Linked DNA regions of Homo sapiens: region 1 is linked to region 2. Evidence: chromatin loops called from intact Hi-C (ENCODE). Cell type or tissue: IMR-90. All regions are shown on one strand. Each heading gives the region's core, and the rest is flanking DNA. Links, peaks and the distances in the headings are about the cores only. Region 1 overlaps RAB1A (RAB1A, member RAS oncogene family). Region 2 has its middle 29 kb from the start of LINC03050.

What was found. Peaks named below come from ENCODE experiments on the same cell type or tissue, not always from the same donor. Only the 100,000 strongest peaks of a DNase experiment are listed, where the experiment ranks them.
Region 1: a loop joins it to region 2, with 5 times the contacts of the local background. A loop is called at or near these places in 1 of 110 quality-filtered maps.

What each region holds. Positions count from the first base shown.
Region 1 is chr2:65,094,692-65,100,072 of GRCh38, forward strand. RAB1A (RAB1A, member RAS oncogene family) reads right to left here. Exons shown (of 6, transcript NM_004161.5): 3 at 3,280-3,375. Among named protein-coding and RNA genes, the nearest start is that of RAB1A, 33 kb to the right of the region's middle. In IMR-90, for the core only: no CTCF peak of the experiment used is centred there; a DNase peak (open chromatin) is centred at 2,440.
Region 2 is chr2:65,570,979-65,576,359 of GRCh38, forward strand. No RefSeq gene overlaps it. Among named protein-coding and RNA genes, the nearest start is that of LINC03050, 29 kb to the right of the region's middle. In IMR-90, for the core only: a CTCF peak has its summit at 2,334 (motif pointing left); a DNase peak (open chromatin) is centred at 2,333; H3K27ac peaks cover 151 bases.

The DNA.
Region 1 (5,381 bases), core at 263-5,262, 480 kb before region 2:
AATAAGAAAGGGCCATGAGCCCTTGAAGTTCAAGAGAGAAATTCATTCAGGCTCCAAATCAAGACAGGATTTACCTCATGTGTTATATCTCATACTTGATTTAAGAAATCAAATTTAATAAAAGGCATTTATAAAATGTAAGAATAACCCAAATTGCACAAGGTTCTGAAAATATCATTACAGGAAAGAATGAGGACTTCAGAGGTAGAAGAAAGGTTGTGATAAGATCAATCTGAAGGGCAGGCTTGCCAATAAAAGAGGAATTAATCTGATTCAGGCAGCTCTACAAGGCGGAGGAATAAGAAGAGACAGAAGTAAAAGAAACAGGCTTCAGCTCAATATAAAGAATTAACATGTCTCTAAAAGAATCATGTAGTGAGCTGACCGCTGCACTCTAGCGAGGGAGACAAAGTGAAATTTTTGTCTCAGAAAAAAGAAAAAAAGAAGAATCACTAGGAATAAATAAAAAAAATAACTGGCAACTAGAGGTTTTGTGGTTTTTTTTGTTTTTTTCTGTATGTTTTGCAAAGATGAGGTTTCGCCATGTTGCTCAGGCTGGTCTTAGACCTCCTGAGCTCAGGCAATCTGCCCACCTTGGCCTCCCAAAGTGCTAGGACTATAAGCGTGAACCACGACGCCCGGACAGCCACTGCGCCCAGCCTTATTTTGTTTTTGAGACAGGGTCTCTCACTCTGTCCCCAAAGCTGGGGTGCAATGGTGCAATCTTGCCTCACTGCAGCCTTGAAGTCCTGGGCTCAAACATTCCTCCCACCTCAGTCTCCTGGGGAGCTAGGACTACAGGCATGGACCACCACACCTGGTTACTTTTTTTTTTTTTTTTTTGGTAGAGATAGAGTCTCTATGTTGACCAGGCTGGTCACAGGAGCTATGTTGACTCCTGGCCTCAAGTGACTCTCTGACCTCGGCCTCCCAAAGTGCTGGGATTACAGGCATGAGGCAACATGCCTAGCTGAAGTTATGTGTAAAATGGAACTAGCTATTTCGAAAAAATGGTAAGCTTCTTAAAAATGTTCAAAAACCCAGGCGTGGTGGCTCACGCCTGTAATCCCAGCACTTTGGGAGGCCAAGACGGGTGGATCACTTGAGGTAAGGAGTTTGAGACCAGCCTGGCCAACATGGCGAAATCCCATCTCTACGAAAAATACAAAAATTATCGGAAGGCTGGGCACAGTGGCTCATGCCTGTAATCCCAGCACTTTGGGAAGCCGAGTCAGGCAGATCACGAGGTCAGGAGTTCGAGACCAGCCTAACCAACATGGTGAAACTCTGTCTCTACTAAAAATACAAAAAATTAGCAGGGTGTGGTGGCGCACGCCTGTAATCCCAGCTACTCAGGAGGCTGAGGCAAGAGAACTGCTTGAACCTGGGAGGCGGAGGCTGCAGCGAGCCAAGATTGCACCACTGCACTCCAGCCTGGGCGACAAAGCAAGGCTCCATCTCAAAAAAAAAAAAATTGTCCGGGCATGGTGGTACACACATATAATCCCAGCTATTAGGGAGGCTAAGGCAGGAGAATCACTTGAACCCAGGAGGCGGAGGTTGCAGTGAGCTCAAATCGCGCCACTGCACTCCAGCCTGGGAGACAGAGCAATACTGTATCTCAAAAAATAAAAAAACAAACAAACAAAATGTTCAAAATGAGGCCTTCAGGCATGGAAAAGAAATTCCTATTAAAGATGAAAGACAGACAAAGATGAAAGACAGTGTCCTATAAGATCCCTTCCAGCCACAGGAAAGTAACAAAATATGAATGTTTCACACACGAATACACACCCAAATCTTATAAACACCAATGATCACACATAATACAATTATTCCATACCAGTGCTTTAAAGTACAGTTTTGGGTAGATCTTTATGTGCTCTTTATGGTGCCAAATAAAAGGTTGAGACTGTACTTATATCGTGGGAAAAAATATGGAGGGTAATTTGTTCACTGATTGAAAGTATTTCAAGCTATTTCTGAAAACTAAATCCTTGCAAGTCCTAATTTGACACATCAAGTGTGTTTACTTATATCAATATCCACAGCCACCTATCTTTTGTTAACATACCTTCTTTTCCTCATCAGAGTCATGTAAGAAAAGGGAGCAACTTAACCTATCAAACACCCATTTATCTGGGCATGTCATATCATAAGTAGTATCTATATGCTGCCCAAAAGTTTACAAAGGGCTTTCACACGTATTGTCACATACACAAAGCTATTACAGTTGGTTCTCACAACTAGCTTATAAATTAGTAAATCAGGTGTCATCACACACATTTTAGAAAGGAAACTGGGTCTCAGGGTTACTTCGGCCTTTTCCCCAGAGACACAAACCCATGATTCTCTAACAGGTAAATACTAGAACCAAGACAACAAATCTAAGTCTTCTGACTCCTAATGCAGGACTCCTTCCAATTCCATGTGTCATCAGTTCCATGAAAAGGGGCAGTCACTGGTTTCCTGTGTTTATAGCCTACTTCTTGCTAATAGCCTACTCTGAAAAATACTGAGAGATTTATTTTTTAAAAGACCACAGATATGCCCACACTGACAGGACTCAGACCCATACTGAAGAGGCACAACTGAACTATTATAATTGCCTATATTTAATTGGGGGCTGGGGGTGTAAAGATGGATAAGGGGGATAGGATGGCACAGAGACACAAAATATTGAAGACAGAGCTTCGGTCACTTGGTTCTACCAGTAACTGTAGGCAAGTCATTAAATCTTTCAGCATTCGTTTTTTTGAGCAGTAAAATGAACATGTTACAAAAACTAAGTTCCTTTTTCCAACAAAATTCTGTGTTTCTACAGAGTTGGTGCACACTATCTAATAAAAATACTTAGAACTACATAAGTACTTCTCTTCAACTGAGCCACATATGAAGAATCTCTTCCTAGGGTTCCTTTAATGTTCCATGCACTTAGCACAGTAAAAGACAAACAAAAATGGTCTATAACATTTGCAGTGTAGGACAAGGTAAACTTGAACTTAGATTTCCACTGATAAAAGAAAAAGATGAGGACCAAGTTTGACTTAAAACATGAGTTTCTCTGCTTCATGAATAGAAAATTCAATGAGGCTTAAGTAATCTTGAAAATATTATTTTTAATCTAAGTAATTCTTATTCTACCATTCTATCTTAAGTACATGAATCTTAAGACATTTTACATTCAATTTTGTTAGCATAGTAAATATATACAAAATAACAATACATTACAAATTTACCAAAATAAATTTCAAAAAAATTACTAGCCAAGTCACTTACTATTTGAAGCTTGATTGTTTTCCCGTCTAACTCTATAGTTCTTATTTTGAAATCCACACCAATTGTGCTGATGTAGCTTTCTGTATATGTATCATCCTGAAGGGGGAAATAATTAACAATTAAATGTATTGTTCAGTGGAGCAGATGCAAGTCTAAGTGGAAAAAAAAAAACTGTTGTTCAAGAGTAAATAAAAAAAAAGTTTACTTTTATCTACAGTCCAAATTTATGAATGAAATGTATAAAGTATAACATGCTGACAACAGCCACTCCATCCACTTTCAGTACTTACTTCATATTCTGATTACAAAGCACTACTTAACTGTAGTTTCTTTCCTTAAGATCTCTACAATAGCCATTCTTTATTTTTTCCAAACATCATCTCTTGCCAAATTCTTTACATACATCATATAGAAAAATATTTTATATTTTCAATGATTATGAATAATTTTTCTAATCACTAATCAGCAAAACTCTTGCGACCCACCCACCCAATTTATTCACCACAAAACAACAATTTCACTCCGCTTTTTCTTAGAAGTCAATCTTGCTTCCTAATTATGATTTTTTTTTTTAGATATAATGCACATAACATAAAAGTCACCCTTTTGAAGTGGACAATTCAGTGGTCCTTATACATTCACAAGGTTGCAAACTACAACCACGAATTCCAGGACATTTTCTTCACTCCAGAAAGAACCCGTCTTCACTCCCTGGCAACCACTAATCTACTTTCTCTTTAGATTTGCCAATTTTGGACATTTCGTATAAATGGAATCATAAAATATGTGGCCCTCTGTGTCTGTCTTCCTTCATTTAGCAGAATGTTTTCAAGGTTCATCCATGTTGTACCATGTAACAGTACTTCTTTTTTTTTTTTTTTTTGAGGCAGGATGTTGCTCTGTTGCCCATGCTGGAGTGCAGTGTCATGATCTCAGCTCACTGCAACCTCTGTCTCCCGGGGTCCAAGCAATCCTCATGACTCAGCCACCTGAGTAGTAGGGACTACAGGCGTGCATCACCACGCCTGCCTAATTTTTGTACGTTTAGTAGAGACAGGGTTTCGTGATGATGGTCAGGCTGGTCTCAAACTCCTGACCTCTAGTGATCCCCCTGCCTGAGCCTCTCAAAGTGCTGGGATTACAGGTGTGAGCCACCATGCCTGGCCCATTTTATTGGCTGAATAATATTACATGTACTACAAATATACAACATTTTATCCATTCATAAATTGATTTGGGTTGTTTCCACTTCTTGGCTATTATGAATAATGCTGCCATGAACATTTGTGTACAAGTTTTCCTGTGAATATATGTTTCCTGTCAATTTTTTAACCTAATGTTAAACTTTTAAAATTATAACTGCTTCTTGCAAGTACCTGCCATGAAATTTTATTCAGAATGGAATAAAAATATTTCTCGTGAAAAGATATATGAATGAACAGACCAGGCTATCATCATATGAACCACAAAGCACCACCTAAGAAGTACTCTGTCAACAAAGATGGACCTTAATCGAATCAGGTCTAATGAGAACGGCACTGCCAAACAGAACTTCCTGTGACAATGGAAAGGTTCTATAAGCTGTGCTAGCCAATATGGTAGCCATTAGCCCTATGCAGCTTGTGAAACAAGAAACTAAGTTTTTGATTTTTTCAATTATTTTTCCCCCTTAAAGGGACAGGGTCTTGATGTCTCCCAGGCTAGAGTACAATCGTAGCTTACTGAAGCCTTGAACTCCTGCACTCAAGCAATCCTCCCACCTTGGCCTCCCAAAGTGCTGGGATTACAGGTGTGAGCCACCAAACTTTTTCAATTTTAATTAATTTAAATTTAAATAGCTACATAGAGCTAGTAGCTACTCTAAGGATAGTGCAGTTCTAGGTCTTCTAATTACAGAAAGAGGGACAAACAAATAAGCATAAGGACATCACAAGGAAGCAAAATGACAAATCTAGAATATTGGACAATCTACAGGACAAGTGCTTCAGTTTCTGCAAAAAGTCAATGACATAAAAAATATATAAATAAAAAAGATAAGGTATAAAACTCTAGATTAAAAGACTAAGCAAGAAAACAACCAAATGGAAACTGTATTTTGCAGG
Region 2 (5,381 bases), core at 157-5,156:
TCTCTGGTTAGCTATATTCCTAGGTACCTTATTTTTGTGTGTGGCTATTGTGAATGGGATTGCAGTCTTGATTTGGCTCTCAGCTTGGATGCTATTGGTGTATAGAAGTGCTACTGATTTTTGTACATTAATTTTGTATCCTGAAACTTTGCTGAAATTGTTTATCAGATCAATGAACCTTTGGGCAGAGACTATGGGGTTTTCAAGGTATAGAATCGAATTGTCTGGGCCAGGTGCAGTGGCTCATGCCTGTAATCCCAGCACTTTGGAAGGCTGAGGCAGGTGGATCACCTAAGGTTAGCAGTTCAAGACCAGCCTGGCCAACATGGTGAAACTCCATCTCTACTAAAAATAGAAAAATATTAGCCGGGCGTGGCGGTGCTCACCTATAATCCCAGCTACTTGGGAGGCCGAGGCAGGAGAATTGCTTGAACCCGGGAGGCGGAGGTTGCGGTGAGCCGAGATCACACCATTGCACAGCCTGGGCAACAAAAGTAAAACTCTGTCTCTTAAAAAAAGCAAAGAAAAGAAAAGAAAAGAAAAAAATCATATTGTCTGCAAAGAGAGAGAGTTTTTCTTCCTCTTTTCCTATTTGGATTAGGCCTTTTTTTTTTTTTTTTTTTTTTTTGGAGACAGAGTCTCACTCTCTTACCCAGGCTGGTGTGCAAAGTGGTGCGATCTTGGCTCACTGCAACCTCTGCCTCCTGGGTTCAAGCGATTGTCCTGTCTCAGCCTCCTGAGTAGCTAGGATTACAGGCACCCGCCACCACGCCCGGCTAATTTTTGTATTTTTAATAGAGACGAGGTTTCTTCATGTTGGTCAGGCTGGTCTCGAACTCCTGACCTCAGGTGATCCGCCTGCCTTGGCCTCCCAAAGTGCTAGGATTACAGGTGTGAGGCACCGTGCCTGGCCAAGAAGTACGATTTTTGCAAAAAAAAAAAATTCATATAAGAACATGTCCTGGCTAAAAAAAACTAAAGAAATAAAGAATAAAAATAATTTTTAAAAGTCTTTTTTGTTTTTTAAAGCAACCAATTTGCTCCATAGTTATTATGTGAGAGATCTTTAGAATTGTGGATGGCTGGGAAACTACTCATTTGCCACTCATCAAGTAGATTGGTTTTGCTTTTGATTTCTTGGTGATTTCTTGAAAAATGTATCTGCCCTCCCCCCAGCCCCGCCCCGCAAATTCATATGTTGAAGCCCTTAATGGCCCAGAACTTCAGAATGTGACTGTAGATTGTATTTGGAGATAGGGCCTTTAAAGAAGTCATTAAGTTAAAACAGTCTTTAGGGTGGGCCCTAATTCAGTATTACTGGTATCTTTATAAGAAGTGGGGATTAGGACCCAGCCAACACGGGCTGAAGGACAGCCATGTGAGGACACAGTGGAAAGGTGGCTATCTGCAAGACTGGGCATGGTGGCTTACACCTGAAATCCCAGCACTTTGAGAGGCCGAGGTGAGAGGATTGCTTGAGCCCAGGAGTTCAAGACCAGCCTGTGCAATGTGGTGAAACCCTGTCTCTACAAAACAATACAAAAAATTAGCCAGGCATGGTGGCGTGCACCTGTAATCTCAGCTACTCGGGAGGCTGAGGTAGGAGAATTGCTTGAATCCAGGAGGTGGAGGTTGCAGTGAGCTGAGATCCAGCCACTGCACTCCAGTCTGGGCAACAGAGAAGACACTGTCTCAAAAAAAAAAAAAAAAAAAAAAAAGAGAAAAGAAAAAGATGGCCATTTGCAAACCAAGAAGAGAGGCCTCAAGAGAAAATAACTCTCCAACAAAACACTTTGGGCTTCTGTTAAGCCCCCAAGTTTGTTATGGCAGCCCCAGCAAACTAATACATTTGGTTTTTTTTTTTTTTTCTTTTTGAGATGGAGTCTTGCTCTGTCGCCCAGGCTGGAGTGCAGTGGCGCGATCTTGGCTCACTGCAAGCTCCGCCTCCCGGGTTCATGCCATTCTCCTGCCTCAGCCTCCCGAGTAGCTGGGACTACACGCGTCCGCCACCACGCCCGGCTAATTTTTTGTATTTTTAGTAGAGACGGGGTTTCACCGTGTTAGCCAGGATGGTCTGGATCTTCTGACCTCGTGATCCGCCCGCCTCGGCCTCCCAAAGTGCTGGGATTACAGGCGTGAGCCACCACGCCCGGCCACATTTGGGTTTTGTATGACTTGCTTCATTCAGGCCAAAGATAAATTGAGGAACATATATATATATTTGTATTGGACATTTGCTTGGATCCAAAATATGGCAAAATCAAGTCTGTTTATCTAGCGGGAACTTAGCCATTGACTACTTGAGGACTGTTTCTCTTCAAACCTTTGGGGACAGTGACATCTAGTGGTAGTTTCTTTTATATACCCTTTTCAGTTCTCTTCTGGCCGTACATTAGAATCACTTGAGGGGATGGGAAAAACAAAACAAAACAAAAAACAAAAGGCCTTGCGCGGTGGCTCAAGCCTGTAATCCTAGCACTTTGGGAGGCCGAGGCGGATGGATTGCCTGAGCTCAGGAGATCGAGACTAGCCTGGGCAACACAGTGAAACCCCATCTCTACTAAAAAAAAACAAACAAAAAACAAAAAGAAAATTAGCCGGGCGTGCGCCTGTAATCCCAGCTGCTCGGGAGGCTGAGGCAGGAGAATCACTTGAACCAGGGAGGCGGAGGTTGCAGTGAGCCAGGATCGCGCCACTGCACTCCAGCCTGGGTGACAGAGGGAGACGCTGTCTCAAAAAAAAAAAAAAAAAAAAAAAAAAAAAAAAAAAAAAAAAGGCCAATGCCTAGGCTTTACCTAGCCAATTATGCCAGAATCTCTGGGAATGGGAACCAGTCATCAGTATTTAAAAGGGCTTTCTACATTAGTCCAAAGTGTACCCAAGGTTGAGAAGCACAGATTCTTAATGAAAGCAACTCTGGATTGTAAAAATATGAGCTCATATTATGTTGCCATTTCTCACAATATGAAAAAGTTTGTTAACTTCTGCACTTATTTATTGTCCCTCTGCCTCCAAAGAAGGTAAAATACATGAGGGAGGGAGCACGGTCTGGTTAGCTTTTGGATGCCAAGAGCCTGGAACAGTGCTGCACAGTCTGGGCTCATAATAGCTTTTGTGAAATGAATGAATGAAAAATAGAGCATGGGACCAGGCGCCCGGTGGCTCACGCCTGTAATCCCAGCACTTTGGGAGGCCGGGGCGGGAGGATCACCTGAGGTCAGGAGTTCGAGACCAGCCTGGCCAATGTGGTTAAACCCCGTCTCTACTAAAAATACAAAAATTAGTTGGGCGTGGTGGTGGGTGCCCATAATCCCAGCTACTCAGGAGGCTGAGGCAGGACAATCGCTTGAACCCGGGAGGCAGAGGTTGTAGTGAGCCGAGATCGTGCCATTGCACTCCAGCCTGGGCAACAAGAGCTAAAAACTCTGTCTCAGAAAAGAAAAAGAAAAAGAAAAAGAAAAATAGAGCATGCTGTCAGGTTGCATTAATCTGGAATATGGCTGTCATGTGAAACAGCAGTCTCACTGTGAAGTTTAGGACATGTTATATTTGGTTCAATTGAAAGTAACTTATGGAATCTTATAGGATTCCAAATGTCTGAAACAGACGTTTCTTGGTCTGTCATACAACTTTGGTTGACTTCTTGGCATCTTTATGCCTCTGATCCTAGGAGAGGATTTTCTGAGTTTCAATATAGCAGCAGGTTCTCAATGTCTACTAAGTGTTCTAGTTAAAAAGAAATGTTAAACTATTAGCTTTTCTTCTGTGCTTTTCTCCCCATTGTCTTGAGGCTTAGAAAGTTCTATATTATTACAAAACCAGTGAAATACACACTTACAACATTTCTAGTTTTAAAACTACTTCTTTTTTATATTTTATGGCCTAAAATAACTGGGATTAAATTTTCTGCGTATGGTGCATAGTGAGTATTGAACTTTCTATTCTTTTCTTAACCCTGAGAGTCCATCTTCCCCACATGACTTGCGGATACTCCATGACTTTGCTCATTTGTGATGCACACTTTTTCCCGCAGTAAGTCTTTTTATATACTAATGTGAGAGGTGTTAGAATGGGACTTTTCCTGGCAAAGTGTGTGGAAAACAATTCCTCACTTGCAGACTCTCAAGGGAAATCTCTGGGGAACTGCTCCCTGACTTTTGGACATCCTTAAAAACAGAGATGAGAGAAAGAAAAAGAACAAGCCTTGGTGAAGAGGTTTCTTTGGAGAGAGTTGTTGCTGTGCTCTTGGGCCCCCAACTTCCCTTTTCAGGGAGGAGTGGGAAGTGCTCATTCTAACTCCAGGCTTGAGACCGCTGGGGGAATTTCAAAAAGTGGTTTCCACAGGAAAGACATGGAGCAGCCAGCTTGGGCGACAGAGTGAGACTTCGTCTCAAAAAAAACAAAAACAAAACAAAACAAAAAAAGTGTGTGCCAAATATTATATTGACAGGACATCCTTATTTTGAAGTCAAGACTGTGTTTGGGATTTACAGTGACGTAAGAATTGTCTCTGACCTAGAAGTGGGCAAAAAAAAACAAAAAAACAAAAAAACTGATGACATTTTCCTCTGAGGAACAGGCTGATATCTTTGTAAGTAAAAATGAAAGGGTTGAGAGATAGAGCAAATGAGCTGTTTTGGTCACTATAATCAGGTGTCTTGCTTATTCAATGTACTGATTGCATTAGGACTGCTTTCAGGGCTCCTCTCATCATCACGGTTCCCTCTCCAAATGCTCTAGATGTGGTTTGTCTTAATAGTTGAATGGTTGAATAGTTGAATGGTTGAAAATAACAGAGCCCTCCTTAAAGCAGGTTAAACAGAAAAGAGAATTTACTGTAAGGTTACATAGGTGGCTATAAGAGTAGGCATTCAATTTTTTGTCTTTTTTTTTTTTTTTTTTTTTTAGATGGAGTCTCACTCTGATGTCCAGGCTGGAGTGCAGTGGTGCAATCTCGGCTCACTGCAACATCCGCCTCCTGGGTTCAAGCGATTCTCCTACCTTAGCCTCTCGAGTAGCTGGGATTACAGGCACCTGCCACAATGCCCAGCTAATTTTTGTAATTTTAGTAGAGACGGGGTTTTACCATGTTGGCCAAGCTGGTCTCGAGCTCCTGACCTCAGGTGATCCACCCACCTCAGCCTCCCAAAGTGTTGGGATTATAGGCGTGAGCCACCACGCCTGGACTAATATGAGTTAGAAGTAAATGAACTAATTCAGGGATAGACACTTAATGTGAACTCAAGCCAGGAAGTAAGGAGCTTTCCCCTGACAACAGTGATTGAGATAGGAAAGGGGACAGGTTTAGGTTAGCACAATTAGTACGAAGTCAGGCCTTTGCTCAGTGACTGTGGGAGAAGAAACTCTTTGTCTGGTCAGTA